2 separate regions of the Homo sapiens genome follow, and region 1 is linked to region 2. Evidence: chromatin loops called from intact Hi-C (ENCODE). Cell type or tissue: mammary epithelial cell. All regions are shown on one strand.

The links. Hi-C counts contacts between places; a loop is a spot of excess contacts. Peaks named below come from ENCODE experiments on the same cell type or tissue, not always from the same donor. Only the 100,000 strongest peaks of a DNase experiment are listed, where the experiment ranks them.
Region 1: it touches region 2 in a loop (4-fold over the local background); 2 of 110 quality-filtered maps call a loop at or near these places.

Annotation. Positions count from the first base shown.
Region 1 is chr11:130,409,804-130,417,803 of GRCh38, forward strand. It overlaps ADAMTS8 (ADAM metallopeptidase with thrombospondin type 1 motif 8), which reads right to left. Exons shown (of 9, transcript NM_007037.6): 3 at 7,137-7,272; 4 at 6,360-6,527; 5 at 4,728-5,029; 6 at 1,614-1,797. Among named protein-coding and RNA genes, the nearest start is that of ADAMTS8, 15 kb to the right of the region's middle. In mammary epithelial cell, no CTCF peak of the experiment used is centred here; a DNase peak (open chromatin) is centred at 3,798; H3K27ac peaks cover 741 bases.
Region 2 is chr11:129,780,908-129,788,907 of GRCh38, forward strand. All of the region lies in intron 1 of LOC124902793 (a long non-coding RNA gene), which reads right to left. Among named protein-coding and RNA genes, the nearest start is that of TMEM45B, 31 kb to the right of the region's middle. In mammary epithelial cell, CTCF peaks have their summits at 4,675 (motif pointing right) and 6,707; a DNase peak (open chromatin) is centred at 6,814.

The DNA of each region.
Region 1 (8,000 bases), 630 kb after region 2:
CTGCCAAGGTTCCCTGCCCAAACTGTGCATCTGAATGCCTGGGGAGACTTTGCCAAGGCAGATGCCATACTCCACGCCTGAGACTCTGAGTCAGTGCAGCTGAGGGGGTCTGGGCTGTGTCTGCAGGAGCTTCCAGGTGACTTAATGGGACAGGTGGCACAGATAACTCCCAGATACTGTGTCAGCCTTCAAGGACCTCTGTGGTCTGGCCTTGACATAGTGGTGTGCTTTGCTTGATTCCACCTAAGTGAATGAGGGCCCTTCTCACACCTTTCCACCACCCTGGCAGGTCCCCTCACACCTCACCCATCTCAGTCCTCCAGACTCTGCTCAGTCCTAACTCCTTTCAAAGCTTCCGCTCACCCAGCCTTTCCTTTCTCCGAGCGCCTCACCAACCTAGGGTCTGTGACTCATCCATTGAAATGTAATGGCTGTGTTAAAGGGATTTGGGTCTCTAATTGGACTACAAGCTCCTTAGGGACAGAGACCATGCCTTTTACATTTTCATACATTTTTATAGTTCTAGACACACAAAAAATACTAAAAAATACTCGACAGTAATGGCAGACTTTGGTGCATCTGACATCATGGCATCACTTTTCGTCCACACCTACCTTGCACCCTATATTCATTCTCATCCTCCCCCTTTCCCAGCAACGTCTCACCCTGTATGCCAGGCAAACTCTCATACAATTCCAGGGCAAAGTTTCTAGAGCCTCAAACCATTGTGGATCCTTCTTGTCTTGTGAAACCGCAAAGCCTACAGATTCTCCTGAGACATCAACCCAATGCCAGTGTCTTTTCCCGTGGTTGAATCTCTCCTAAGGCTCTGCCTGATTTTTCTTGCCTGCCAATCCTTCCTGGAGCTGCACACTGGGCAGTTGGATGGGATGGTGGGGAAAAACCTTGTAATGATTTCCCTCTCACGAGTTTGCTGCTGCCCCTTTACTGCCTCTAAGTTAATGTTCATGGTTTCCAGCAGGTACTGGGGATAGGAATATGCCAAGGGGAGGGAGAGGTAGTATTCCTTCCTGGGAAGATTCTGTCAAACAGTTGCCATGTTCCCAAGGGAAGATGGGCAACTCTTCTCAGAAGGAATGTGAACAGGAATCAGATTCAGAAATCCTCCCTCTGCCCTGGGCTGAATTTTGGCTAGAAAGACCTTGGAGGTTTGGCTCTGACACTTGCTTTGGAAAATGCTTCCATTCTGCACACAGATGAGGGTTCCTATGCCTCCAGGAGGATTAGTTTCCTAGACACCAGCCCCTCTGCAGAGGCTCCTCCCCAATAAGTTTGGTTGGGAGTGATGTCCTCCTCTCCACATCTTGGAAGATGAGCGTAATTTCTCTCCTTGACTTTGCCAGGCTCTCTGAACACTATGAGAGCTGTCCCGGGTCCCTGAGAGCTGCCCCTGGGATTGGAACCTTGCAGAGCCCATTTAGGTGGAGATCACAGGCAAAACTCTACATCCCAGGAGACCCAATTTACTCCCCTCTGGGAGTAACTCTATATCCCGGGACACCCACTTCACTCCCACTTTACACATCCTCTGGGGATGCGTCATAGCAATGATAGTAGCTGCTCTGGCAGGGGCGGCCCTGAGTGGTAATTACCGTCAGGGGGGCATTCCTCCGTGTGGCATGACTGGTACTTGGCTCTCCGACCCAGGCAGTATCTTCCTCCATTCTGAGGCTCGGGGTCCTTGCACTCACGGTGTGAAAACTGTACTCCTCCTCCACAGGTCCGAGAACATTCTCCCCAGGGTCCCCACGGTGCCCAGCCTCCATCTGCCACGGGCTGCAACATACAATGGCACACTGAATGAGGAGCAAAGGCCAGGAGGCTTCAGTATCTGTGTCACTGGGTGGCCAATGCCCTGGCTTCCTCATCTAGTCATTATCATCTTGGTGCATGGAGTGCCGTAAACTGCCTCAATCATTTGTTTAATGACTGTGTGGCCTGCATGGCTTTGTGAGCACAGAGACCAGGCTGGACTCATTCACTACTGACTCCTCAGTGTCTAAAACAGTGCCTTATGCTTAGTAAGGTGCTCAATAGGCTATCTGCTGAATGAATGAATGACACCCTTTTATGGGAATAAGGTTGCATATAATGCAGTGGTTCTCCGTTGGGGCGAATTCTGCCCTCCAGGGGACATTTGGCAATGTCTGGAGATACTCTGGTGGCTACAGCTGTGGAGGGTGTACGTGACCACATCTAGTGGGTAGAGGCCAGTGATGCTGCTCCACATCCAGCAATGCACAGGCCCCACGGTAACAATTATCCAGTCCTAAGTGTCCCTAGTGCCAAGGCAGAGGAACTCTGGTCTAAAGGAAACATCCCTGCGAGGTGTTGCCATAGTCTACCAGCCACTGGTTCTGGTGATAGGACAATGCTTGGGAAAGAAACAGAATTGCTTCCTTTTTTTTTGACAGAGTTTTGCTCTGTTGCCAAGGCTGGAGTTCAAAGGCGTGATCTCGGCTCACTGCAACCTCCGCCTCCTGGGTTCAAATGATTCCTGTGCCTCGGCCTCCCGAATAACTGGGATTACAGGTGCACACCTCCACGCCTGGCTAATTTTTGTATTTTTAGTAGAGATGGGGTTTCACCATGTTGGCCATGCTGGTCTTGAACTCCTGACCTCAAGTGATCAACCTGCCTCGGCCTCCCAAAGTACTGGGATTACAAGTGTGAGCCACCATGCCTGGCCCTGCTTCCCATTTTACAACTGACCTATGAGAACAAAGCTTTGCCCTTTGGAATGCTGTATGCCCAAAGGTTCATAGAGTATTCAAAATGAAAATAATTTTTTAAAAGTTATAAAAGTAATAGTTGCTCATACGACAAATAAAAAAATGCAGAAAAGTGTAAAAAAGAAATTAACACTTCTTTAAAACACCACTACCCAGATAAAACCATTAACATGATTTTCACCAATATTTTTCATACTTTTGCTCTGAATATATCATCATAAAAATGCAATGCTTTTATTTTACAAAAGATATGATTCTATGTATATATTCTTTCTGTCTTTCTCACTTTCTTTCTACCTCTCTTTCTCTCTTTCTTTCTCACTTTCTTTCTTTCTTGAAAGTCTTGCTCTGTCGCCCAGGCCAGAGTGCAGTGGTATGATCTTGGCTCACTGCAACTGCCGCCTCCTGGGTTCAAGTGATTCTCCTGTCTTGGCCTCTGGAGTAGCTGGGATTATAGGCACCTGCCACCACACTTGGCTAATTGTTGTATTTTTAGTAGAGACAGGGTTTCACCATGTTGGTGAGGCTGGTCTCGAACTCCTGACCTCAGGTGATCCACCCGCCTCGGCCTCCCAAAGTGCTGGGATTACAGCACCTGGCCTGATTCTATAAATATGTATTTTCTGATCTGACTTCTTAAAAATAGAGGCCACACATCATTCCATGATCATTTCACGTCAACCTCTCCCTGCACTTAGCTCGGCTGTGCTCTGGGATTGGTGGCAGATCCCTCTGCTCTCCCCTCAATAACATGTGATGAGAATGAACAGGGTGAATGGGAGGTGGCTGAGGATCAGTCCATGAATCCTGCACCAGCTCAGGCTTAGGACAAGAGTACAGAGCTTACCTGGTGCAGGCGGGCTCCCAAGGCTCAGTGCAAAAGACATGCACTGAGGAGTGCTTGGGCCACCCTGGCGATTCAGCGCTGGCGGGGACCGGGCTGTGAAACCCAGTGGATGCTGTTTCATAGTGATGGCTCCATGAGTCACAGTAAGAGAAATGCGATCAGCCTCACAGTTTGGATGTATTCAGAGCAGGGCAAAGAAGTGAATCATTTAAAAACCCTCACTGGCACTGCCTTGGTTTTTCTTGTGAGTTTACTCTCTCCTGGGCCAAGTTTTTTTCTGCCTGGCCAGAGGCAGCTCTGAATCTGTCTCCTCTCCTCCTCTTTGAATACGGAATTCCCACAACTGCTCTCATTCTCCCAACCTGTAATTATGCATTCAGTTCAAGCACGGGCAGGCTATGAATACTTTTCACTCAATTCTTGATGGAATTTATTCCGCGTGTCTCTGTGTTCATGACGGAATTGACAGTGGCTCCATCTGTTGTGTGCTCACCTTCCTGTCTCCACCCCGCTCACCAATCTGCACCTGCACCAGCCCTGAGGCAGCCCCAAAGCAGCTCCCTAATGTCTGGAGCCACGGCAGTGTCAACCCACTGACCGAGGGGATAGCCTTCACGGGCTCCTCACCGTGTGGATAAATATGCTTTGGTTTGTTTGTTAAAAGATGAGTGATTTTACCTAGAAGTCCTATGTTGCAGCCTGGCCCGAAGTTTCTTTTCTTTTTTTTTTTTTTTTTTGGAGACAGGGTCTCCCTCTGTTGCCCAGGCTAGAGTGCAGTGGCATGATCATGGTTCACTGCAGCCTCAAACTCCTGAGATCAAGTGATCTCCCTGCCTCCGCCTTCTGAGTAGCTGGGACTACAAGCGTGAGTCACCATGCCTGACCTATTTTTTATTTTTTTGTACAGACAGGATCTCACTATGTTGCCCAGGCTGGTCTCGGTGCAAGTGATCCTTCTGCCTCAGCTTCCCAAAGTGCTGGGATTCCAGTGTGAGCCGCTCTGCCTGGCTGTCTCTCGGTTCATGACTCTCAAGTGTGGTTTCCTTCTGGAGAACAGCCCTCAGTCCTCCCCATTTCCTTTTGTTTCTCCTTTCCCCTCCCCGCTATCCTCAGGGGCTGTCCCTCACCTTGGGCCTCTCCACTTCCTCCTCAGGTAGACAGCTGCCTTCTGAGCAGAGGTGCCCAGGCCCGCACGGCGTGCCGTCAGCCCAGGGCAGGCTGCCATTCTTCGTGTGGCACAGGGGCTCAGCCCCATCAGTGTGGCACCAAAGCTGGGCGCAGACGTCCTGAGCAGAGGTGTTGGGGCAGTGGCGGAAATCCGGCCCAAAGATCTGCCTGCACTGCTGGTCCAGCTGGTACAGGGCCATGCGGCCCGGGAGGCCTGTGGGGAGGGGCAGGGCCGCAGCAGGGGCATCCAGGAGACAGTCTCCTGGGAAAAGAGGAAGCAGGGGTGTAAGAACATGCACAGGGCTGCCGCCCTCTCAGCTCTTCATGGCCTGTGATGGATGGCACTGAAGGTCTAGGTGTCACGACTTCTTGACCTCCAACTAAAAGCTGTCACCACTTGATGATCTAGTGAGAGCATGCCTAATTTTTGACTATCAGTTGCAAACGCTCTTCAGGACCGACTTTCCTTTGCTGTCCTGAACATCTAGGAAGCATTGCCCCCGACATTCTGTGTACCCAGTGAATGCCAGCTAACACAATATTCATCCATATCACAACCTAACCGTGCTCCTGAAAGCCACAGCATGCAAATGAAGACCAAATAATGCTGTCTGGATCATCTTATTTTTGCATCATACATGTCCCTGTCTCCCTCAGTGAGAAGGATCTAGAATATTACTTTACCAACAATTCCAACCACTTAAAATTGTTTTTTCTTTAATCCCCTCTTCTGAGAAGCAATTTTTTTTTTGAGATGAAGTCTAGCTCTGTTGCCCAGGCTGGAGTGCAGTGGCTCGATCTCGGCTCACCGCAACCTCCACCTCCCGGGTTCAAGCGATTCTTCTGCCTCAGCCTCCTGAGTAGCTAGGACTACAGGCGTGTGCTACCACGCCTGGCTAATTTTTTGTATCTTTAGTAGAGATGGGGTTTCACCATGTTGGACGGGCTGGTCTCGAACTCCTGACCTTGTGATCCACCTGCCTCAGCCTCCCAAAGTGCTGGGATTACGGGCAGAAGCCACTGCACCTGGCCCTTTTTTTTTTTTTTTTTTTTAAAGAGATAGCGTCTCTCTCTGTCACCCAGGCTGGAGTCAGTGGCATGATCACAGCTTACTGGTAGCCTTGACCTCCTGGGCTCAAGTGATCCTCCTGCCTCAGCCTCCTGAGTATCTGGGACCACAGGTGTGCACCCCATGCCTGGCTCCAGTCCTTTGAACCAGCTCCCCGCCCTCTTGCTCTCACAGGACGCAGTCACTGCCTCTGTCACGCCTGAGCTGTTGTAGGTTCGTCTCTCCTCTGTGCTATGTGCTTCTATTCCTTCAAGCGCTGCTCAAACCCTCCTCCTTCAGACAACCTTCTCGGATGACTTCCCCCTGCCTTGTGACTAATCTAAATTAGCGCAGAACTCGGCTGCTGGAAGATGGGGCCAGAAGAGCAGACTTCGGGGGTGGTGTGAATGCCCCAGCGTGGGAGGCTGGCCGGGGACTCAGCTCTAAGGGCCCTGTGAGGAGGCACAGCTGGAGGGGGTCTCTGCGCCAGCACCAGTGGAAGGAGGCCCACGGGGACAAGTAGGGCGGGGCCGCCGGTGCCTACCGTGCCCGCCGTCCAGAAGCTCTGTGAGATACATGGCGCTGCAGGGGGACCAGGGCAGCGTCTGGTTCAGGTGGACGAACAGCGGTGCCATCACGTGGTGCTTGCCCATGGGCCCGAAGAGCCGTGTGCAGGGCTTGGAGTCGTCGTGGGGCATGCTGAGGACGTGCCCTGGGGAGAGAGGCCTGGTCCACTCCGCCCTGTCCTGCCTGAGGGCGCCCCACCTGGCCCAGCTAGGGACAGAGATGGAGCTCCTCAGGGGAGCAGCCACCCCCTCACTCTCCGAAGATTTCTGCGTAGGGCTTTCCCCTGCGCTTTGCTCTTCCAGGACGCGTTCTCAGATGACTAAGAAACACGGATACCCCTTTATTTTCTGCCTCAGCCCGTCCTGAATTTGGATCTAGCTCTGTTATTTGCCCTCTCACATGACAGTCCCTGGACCATTGTTCTTCCCCCAGATCCCACGGCTTAGCTTGTGCACAGCTCCACGCCTCCACCCCAGCACGTGTCTGGTGTCCTGTGTCCTGGCATTTGCCCGGTGACCTGTGATAATCGTGTGGGATGCTGCTTTTGTATTTTGGCCATGTGCTCGGGGTGGGAGCGGAGTTGTGTTCAGCACTGTCAAGCGCGGTATCTGTTTGTATACAGTCACCCTGTCAAAATTAGGAGGAGCTATTCCTAAGCAAGGGCCGCATATTCCTTAGGATCTACGCAACCTTGGATCTGGAAGAGCAGTTCCCTCCGATGTGGTGAAGTGGGCTTTGGCACAGCAAATCTTACCTAGTTCATGGGCCAGGGTGTGGGCCGCCTGGAGCCCCTCATCCTCGATCACGGAGCAGCTTTTGTTGGGGTCACAAATGGTCCCGATGTCTGCCACACCCAGGGTGTCACACAGCCCCTCCTGCCCACAGAAGTTCTGCGTGGCGGGGAGAGAGCAAGAGAGTGCATCAGTGTGTGTGTGGGGTGCGCTGCAGGCCTGCAGGGCCGGGTGTGGCCAGCGTGCACGTGGGAGTGGACCACTGAGCGTCCCATAACATGTTTGCTGGCCTGTGCATCACCTGCATTTATTGAGCTTTTAAATTAAATTAAATTATTATTATTATTATTATTATTTTGAGATGCAGTCTTGCTCTGTCATCCAGGCTGGAGTGCAGTGGCACGATCTCAGCTCACTGCATCCTCTGCTTATGGGGTTGAGGCGATTCTCCCACCTCAGCCTCCCAAGTAGTTAGGACTACAGGCGTGCACCACCACACCTGGCTAATTTTTGTATTTTTAGTAGAGACAGGGTTTCACCATGTTATCCAGGCTGGTCTCAAACTCCTGACCTCGGACAATCCGGCTCCTTCGGCCTCCCAAAGTGCTGGGATTACAGCCGTGAGCCACCGTGCCCGGCCTAAATTAAACTTTAGAGACGAGGTCTGGCTATGTTGCCCAGGCTGGAATGCAGTGGCTATTCACAGGAGTAATTGTAGCTCACTTAGCCTCAAACTCCTGGGCACAAGTGATTCTCTCACCTCAGCCTCCCAAGTAGCTGGGACTACAGCCGCTTGCCATGTGCCTGGCTGACCTTTTTTAAGGAGGAAGACGCAACAGCAGTTTCAACGTGTCTGGATATCCCACCTAGTGGCCTCGCTTTATTGG
Region 2 (8,000 bases):
TTTTGAAAAAGCAAAAAACATTCATCAGCTTTTACTATTACATGAAAATCCTGTTCAAGAGAGAAAGTTCAATTTTACCCTTGCATTAGTCTACTATTGATGTTAACTCCAATTTTCATTTTTATTTTTATTTTTTTTGAGATGGAGTCTTGCTCTGTTGCCCAGGTTGGAGTGCAATGGCACGATCTTGTCTCACTGCAACCGCCACCTCCTGGGTTCAAGCAATTCTCTTGCCTCAGCCTCCCAAGTAGCTGGGACTACAGGCACAAGGCATCACGCCCGGCTAACTTTTGTATTTTTAGTAGAGACGGGATTTCATCATGTTGGCCAGGCTGGTCTCGAACTCCTGACCTCAGATGAGCTACCCGCCTTGGCCTCCCAAAGTGAGCCACCGCGCCTGGCCTAACCCCAATTTTTAATGAAACCTTATAGATGATTCTATCCAACCTTAACCAGTTTGACCAGGAGATGACATTTTCACAAACCTTTTATAACCATTTACATATTTTGCTAAAGAACAGATTAGTGTCTTAAAAAACCTTGTTGTACTTTTACTTCAGTGCTCAATTTACAGAAAAATCGTTTTTACAATTTTTCCCCAATTTGCTTAAACCTAATTTAAGACAGTTCTTTATCCCTAGGCAAAATGTACACTTCCATGCCTTCTTATAATCTTTTACTAAAAACACATTTTACTGTTTTTACACACCTTACATGTAAATATATTCTCAGTAGTTTCAATTACATGTCATAATGGTAATGCTTAGCAATTTTTAACCTGAATGTAAAACCTGGTAAGTTGTTTCAATTATGTGCAAGGTGCAGATTGTTTGACTCCTTCCAACATAGTTAGGGGCATAGTTACTTCCATATGTTCCCGGGCCTTACAAATTGTGAAGCAAGCAAGTTGACAGTTTTTAAAGGCCACAGAAACAGTTCACAACCTTAAAACATTTAGCAAACCTAGCATTTGACCTACATAATCTAGACTACGTCTTTACACCTTGAAGACATTTGTATTTTACCAACAATCCCTAAGTCTGTTCTTTTTTTTAAAGATTAAAGTTATGTAAAATGAGTCATTACAGCTCTTACTTTTCCTTTAAAAATATTTTATCCAAGTGCTTATCCTTTTTTAAGTTAATTAGAGCTCTTTTTATAGACATCATACACATCACACATATGACTATGCAGACAGACAGAAAAAGATCCAGCAGCTCAGGGTGGAGCCCTTTAAGAATAGGGCCAGCAATCAGAGAAATGCAAATCAAAAGCACAATGAGATACCATCTCACACCAGTTAGAATGGTGATCATTAAAAAGTCAGGAAACAACAGGTGCTGGAGAGGATGTAGAGAAATAGGAACACTTTTACACTGTTGGTGGGACTACAAACTAGTTCAACCATTGTGGAAGACAGTGTGGTGATTCCTCAATGATCTAGAACTAGAAATGCCATTTGACCCAGCCATCACATTACCGGGTATATACCCAAAGGATTATAAATCATGCTGCTATAAAGACACATGCACACGTATGTTTACTGTGACATTATTCACAACAGCAAAGACTTGGAACCAACCCAAATGTCCATCAATGATAGACTGAATTTAGAAAATGTGGCACATATACACCATGGAATACTATGCAGCCATAAAAAAGGATGACTTCATGTCCTTTGCAGAGACATGGATGAAGCTGGAAAGCATCATTCTGAGCAAACTATCGCAAAGACAGAAAACCAAACACCACATGTTCTCACTCATAGGTGGGAACTGAACAATGAGAACACTTGGACACAGGAAGGGGAACATCACACACCAGGGCCTGTCGTGGGGAGGCGGGAGGGATAGCATTAGGAGATATACCTAATGTAAATGACGAGTTAATGGGTGCAGCACACCAACATGGCACATGTATACATATGTAACAAACCTGCACGTTGTGCACATGTACCCTAGAACTTAAAGTATAATAAAAAAGAAAATGTAAAAAAAAAACAAAAAAAGAATAGGGCCAGGAAAGCATGTAGTTTCTGCAACCTAACAGACAGGCATGACTGTAAGACAAAAACAGATTTTGAGAGGGATTTATTCACCTTTAATTCCAGGGGTTCCATGATGAAAACAGAGATTTCTCCCAAAATGGGATCTGTGGTGCCTTTTCTGTTCTCCCAAGGAGTTCTATGCCACCAGAACTCATCTTAGGGCCTTTCATGCATGTGCCAGGAGTGTTGAAACACAGTAAAGTAATGCAGTCAACTGAGAAAAAACCTTTTCCAGAAAAAACAAGATATGAGGGGAAAAAATGGCCTTTTAATATACCTATAACTTGGATATCCACTTTTAATTAAGCTGAGCATTCTTTAAGAAAATGCTTTTTATTAATTAAAACTTTACAGAGAATATAAACAGTGATCCTTATTATTCCTTTTACCAGTTTGCACCACTACCCATTCACAATCATGTTCAGGTTCTCCAGTTTCTTCTGGGCGAAAGTGGCTGGGTTCAGGCAAGTAAAGGTTCTTAACTGTAGATCCCTCTAGCAGCAAAGCTTGATATTTGAGGGGCGATTGTCTGTTAGCCAGAGACTCCCTTAGAGGACAGCAGTTCTGCTATACTGTGTGGGGTGCAAACAGTTAAGTTATTCCCCATGGTTAACCTGGTGGCCTCCGGCACCAGCAAAGCCACTGCTGCAACTGCTCAAAGGCAAGCTGGCCATCCTTTAGCCACCAAGTTAAGTTCCTCACTTAAGTAACCCACTGGCTGTTTAGCTGACCTTGAGCCTTAGTTAAAACTCCCAGGGCCATTTCATTCCTTTCTAACACATAGGCACTGAATGCTTTCCCTATGGGAAGATTGAGGGCAGATGCTTGAAGCAAGGCTTGTGGCTGAAATCAAGGCTGGTTAAAGGCTTTTGAGTTTTGGGTTCCCAAGTTAGGGAGCAAGTTTCAGTGCGTTTCTTTCATGAGGTGGTATAAAGAGCGAGCTATTTCACCATACCCAGGTACCCACAGTCTGCAAAACCCTGCAATGCCTAAAAATCCCCTCAACTGTTAAAGGAAATGGGCTTAATCCTTTCCTCACCTGGTGCTCTCGTCTCTTTTGATAAGACTAAGCCTAGATACTTTACTGAAGTCTGACAGAACTGAGTTTTAGATTTTGAGACCCTGTATCCCCTTTTTAGCTAAGAAATTGAGGAGAGCCTCAGTGCCTTCCTGAGACTTCCTCAGTTGGGACACAGAGGAGAGTGTCATTTACATACTGTAAAGTTTCAACTTGAGGGTGAGAAAAAATTAGAAAGATCTTGGACAGGGCCTGTTTCAGCAACTTCCTTTCAATATCAGGAGCTGCCTGAGTAATAAACCTGCTCTTCATTGAAATAAAAAGATTGAGGCCAGGCGCGGTGGCTCATGTCTGAAATCCCAACACTTTGGGAGGCTGAGGCAGATGGATCACTTGAGGTCAGGAGTTCGAGACCATCCTGGCCAGCATGGTGAAACCCCACCTCTGCTAAAAATACAAAAATTAGCCAGGCATGGTGTCAAGTGCCTGTAATCTCAGCTACTTAGAAGGCTGAGGCAGGATAATCACTTGAACTCAGGAGGCAGAAGTTGCAGTGAGCCAAGATCACACCATTGCACTCCAGCCTGGGTGACAGAGGAAGACTCCATCTCAAAAGAAAAAAAAATGGTTGAGGGATTTTCATCTAGTTTTTGATCTATCATGGAAAGCTTGGAATAGTTAATAGGTATGGCTTTAGCCCTTTCAAGCCCTCCAATATACACATTTGAAAGGGTTTCCTTCTCCATTTTCAGATGCTATCATCATAGTCCTATTTAGGATCCTCCAAGGGCACTGCTACTTTCCTCATTGGATTCTCTTTCCCTGGTACATTCTTCCAGGACAGTTTAAATACTTGGGTTAAATCCTGGAAGGCTTCTGTGAGTGAAGTTGAGGCTTGCCCAGAGCAAACTTCAGGGCCTGAGGGTTAAAGGAGATCCAGGTTACACTTGAGGGGAGCGAAGGCTTGAAGATGGGATGTTACCCATCTAGAAAAAAGGGAAGAGGCGACCCAGCGTGGAAGGGAAGGCCAAAAGGGCATCCCCCTTCACCCATTTTCTCCCATCATCTGGGTCCCAGTGACCATCATAGCCACTGCCCCATGGATGCAAGCATGACCTTCATCCATGGATATAGAGGAGCTAGTCAGCAGGATTAGTCATGGTGACCTGCACTAGGCCCCAACCCTTTGCCCTGCTGGTTTCCTAGAACCACTTGGCCCATAAGGCTCCCAGGGTACCCTAGGTGTCCAGGAGAGGTTGTATTTGGGTGAGACCCTTTAAAGGAGGAAGTGTTTCAATACTATCTCTGGCTTCCCTTGCTATGCCCCTAGCAAAACATTGAAATCCCAGAGAGTGGGACCAATTGACTTACAAACATAAAATCCCCTTTTTGTTTAAATGCCAATGGAGGTGGAATGTAGAACAGATGTCTCAAAAGAACATATGAATTGAATAGCTGTCCTCTCAACTGTTAAAGGTGGAGCTTTGCTGTTTACAGATGGGGCATGGAGCCTGGTCCCTAATAGACATAGGAGGCAGATGAATTGGGGAACTAGAGGTTTTGGATGAAGGGCCGATAGGGCCCCCATGGAGAAAAAAAAAAAATCCCATCCCAATAGGTGGCACTGTAGGATATGAAATATTAGGTAAGGCCTCTGACTCCAAATTTTTCCCAGGCAGAAATTAGAAAAAGAGGTTTGAGGCTTAATAGGCTGTCCCCACAGTATGCCTTCCAGCAGAAGAAAATTAACGTGTCTCATAAAGGAACTGTTTAAATATGTTGGGCAGTGCTGAGCTTTTACATGGAGGGAAGAAACAACCCAAATGGAGAGGGAAGATACTCACTTGGTGTATTAATCTGTTCTCAAGCTGCTAATAAAGACATACCTGAGAATTTATAAAGGAAAGAGGCTTAATGGACTCACAGTTCCACATAGCTGGGGAGGCCTCATAATCATGGTGGAAAGGAGAGCAGGTACAGGGGAACTCCCCTTTCTAAAACCATCAGATCTTGTGAGACTTATTCACTATCATAAGAACATCATAGGGAAAAACCCGCCCTCATGGTTCAATTAACTCCCACTGGGTCCCTCCCATAACATGTGGGAAGTATGGGAGCTACAATTCAAAATGAGATTTGGCTGGGGACACAGCCAAATCATATCATTCTGTCCCTGACCCCTCCCAAATACAATGCTCTCACATTTCAAAACCAATCACGCTTTCCCAACGATCCCCCAGAGTCTTTACAAAATCATTGCAGCATTAACTTGAAAGTCCACAGTCCAAAATCTCATCTGAGATAAGGCAAGTCCCTTCCACCTATAAACCTGTAAAATCAAAAGCAAGTTAGTTACTTCCTAAATACAATAGGGGTACAGGCATTGGGTAAATACATCCATTCCAAATGGGAGAAATTTGGAGAAATTGGTCAAAATGAAGGGGCTACAGGCCCCATGCAAGTCCGAAATCCAGCAAGGCAGTCAAATCTTCAAGCTCCAAAATGATCACCTTTGGCTCCATGTTTCACATCCAGGGTGTACTGATGCAAGAGGTGGGCTCCCAGTGCCTTGGGCAGCTCCACCCGTGCGGCTTTGCAGGGTACAGCTTCCCTCCTGGCTGCTTTCACAGGCTGTGATAAACATGTAAGTGCATTTCTGTATTTGTTTTTTGACATCAGTGTATTGTTTAACACACACACACCAAGGATTGATTGAATTTGCATCAGCTCTATGGATCAATTTGGAAAGGATTAACATTATTACTACAGTGAGTCTTTCAAGACATGAACATAATATATGCCTTCTTTACGTAGGTCTTAAGTTCTCTCAATATTTTTTTACAGATTTCAGTGTAGACGTCTTGCACATCTTTTGTTAGATTTAATAATCATTGCCTGTATTAATTGTTTTATTAGGAATTGCCAAATGATTTTCTAATTCTATCATTTACATTCATTAGCTAGAATTATCCTATAAATAAAAACTCTCCCTCGTTCTCTAAGACTATTTAATTTTCCTGATACACCGTTCATACCAAAAAGGTAAGATAAATGCTTATTTCCTTTCAATTAATAATTTTTTAACAAATAATTTGGTGCCTTGGCAATCTCCAAAACTGTCTAGTTTTATCTTTCTCTTTTGAACTATAATGATTTTTATATATTCAATGTTTTTATATATATTCAATGTTTTTATAAATTGTTGGCATATGTTGGGTTTTCAAATTATCCCATCGTTAGACAGAATGTCCCTTCAAGCTAGCTCCTGTTTTTTTTAACAAACTTTTTTTTTTAACCTAGGTTTCCCCAAGTTAGAGCCCAAGGAAAGGACTTCTGTGTAAGCAGTGCCTTTTGGAAAGTGATTCCAGAGAAGGAGTGAATGCCATGGGGAATGCTAGGAAGAGGGGACATGTTTGCCACTGGGAGCCTTTTTCTTTTTTTCTAACTAGTATTTTTTGAGAAGCATTTTAAAACATGTCTCAGAATTATCCACCTAATGGCAAAGAGGTAAAGCATTTATACACTGGCTACTACTCCTCACTGATCAAGAGTAGCCTCCTGGGTATTTATTCCATCCAAATTCCCAGTTGCACATGCATGACCATTAGGTGGGTTCCTACCAAGTTTCTACACCTTTCAAAGAGTCAGATACGCCCCAGGGTGGAAAACAAGTGATCAGTAGCACAACCAGACAGGAAGCATTATCTGTTTATCCCTGTACAAAACCTGTCAAAGCTTGCATGAACAACTGACCACAGCTATGACCAAAATAAGAGGTGAGGCTGGGAAGACATTGAATGTTGCACAAGAGGTGTCCAGTGACTCTGAGCTATTCATGCATCTCATAAGTCTAGTCTATCACAGAACCTCCTTCAACAGTGATCAGCCACAATTTCTGCAAGGATTCCATGTAAGTGGATAAGTTGAACAAATTATAGTTCCCACTGCTCAGCAGGTCCAAAGGCCATGATTGGGATAGTCATCACATGCCACCTTCATCCTTACTTCAGCCTGCAGCATACTTCTGAAAAGAAGTTAATCTCTTCTGAGGGTTTGGTCTTTTTTTTTTTTTTTTTTTTTTTTACCTTTAGTATACATGTGATTGCTATATTGTAAATGCAGGTTCCTGAAAGACTGTTTCTGTAAGCAGAATGACGCCACACAAAGTGAAAAGGTTTTCCTCTTATTCCAGCAGTGTCTTGTCTTCAAAGAGGAGTCCATTACATCTTGCCTTGATTTTTATGGTTGTGTTCTTGGATGGAAAGCTGAAGTGGGTAGTAATTTCCAAATGTTCTTTATAATATCCACCCTGTATATTATAAGCAAAGTTGTTTCGTATTTTGTTGTATCTTTTTCTGTTTAGCACTTTATGGCTTTTTAAGTCTACTGCATTTGAGAATGTAGTTTAGAAATTCTTTCACTGTTAAAGCCATGTGAAAACTAATAGAGGATAATGAAAGTGAGTGTACATTATTTTGTGTTTAACTTCCTGGTTTGTGGTGTGTGTAAACAAAACATTAGAAATATATTGTCTTTTTATAATAATACTCTTTGACCTCATTTAAAGTGATCTGCCATGAGGTCTCAATGATCAAGCTTATGTTTATTCTAGTGTGTTTTATTCTAATACCTAAGGAATTCAGCCAACTTTGTTTCTATCATCGGATAGTCTCAGAAAATAATGTGCTTTATCTATATTACTGCCTCTTTTCAATATTTAAGAGAATAATTGTCTTCTGGTTTCTACTGAGCCTAGTAATAATCACTAAAGACCTAAAAAAAAAGTGAGTAATCTTTTCCTTCCATTAGAGTATTTGAATAGCCCATTCAAGATAATGGTGGTGTGAAAGTAAGTCATCCAAGCTTTTCCGCCACATCTAAATTTTTATTTAATTAATTAAATAATTAACACCCACTTCCAAAGAGTTCAAATGT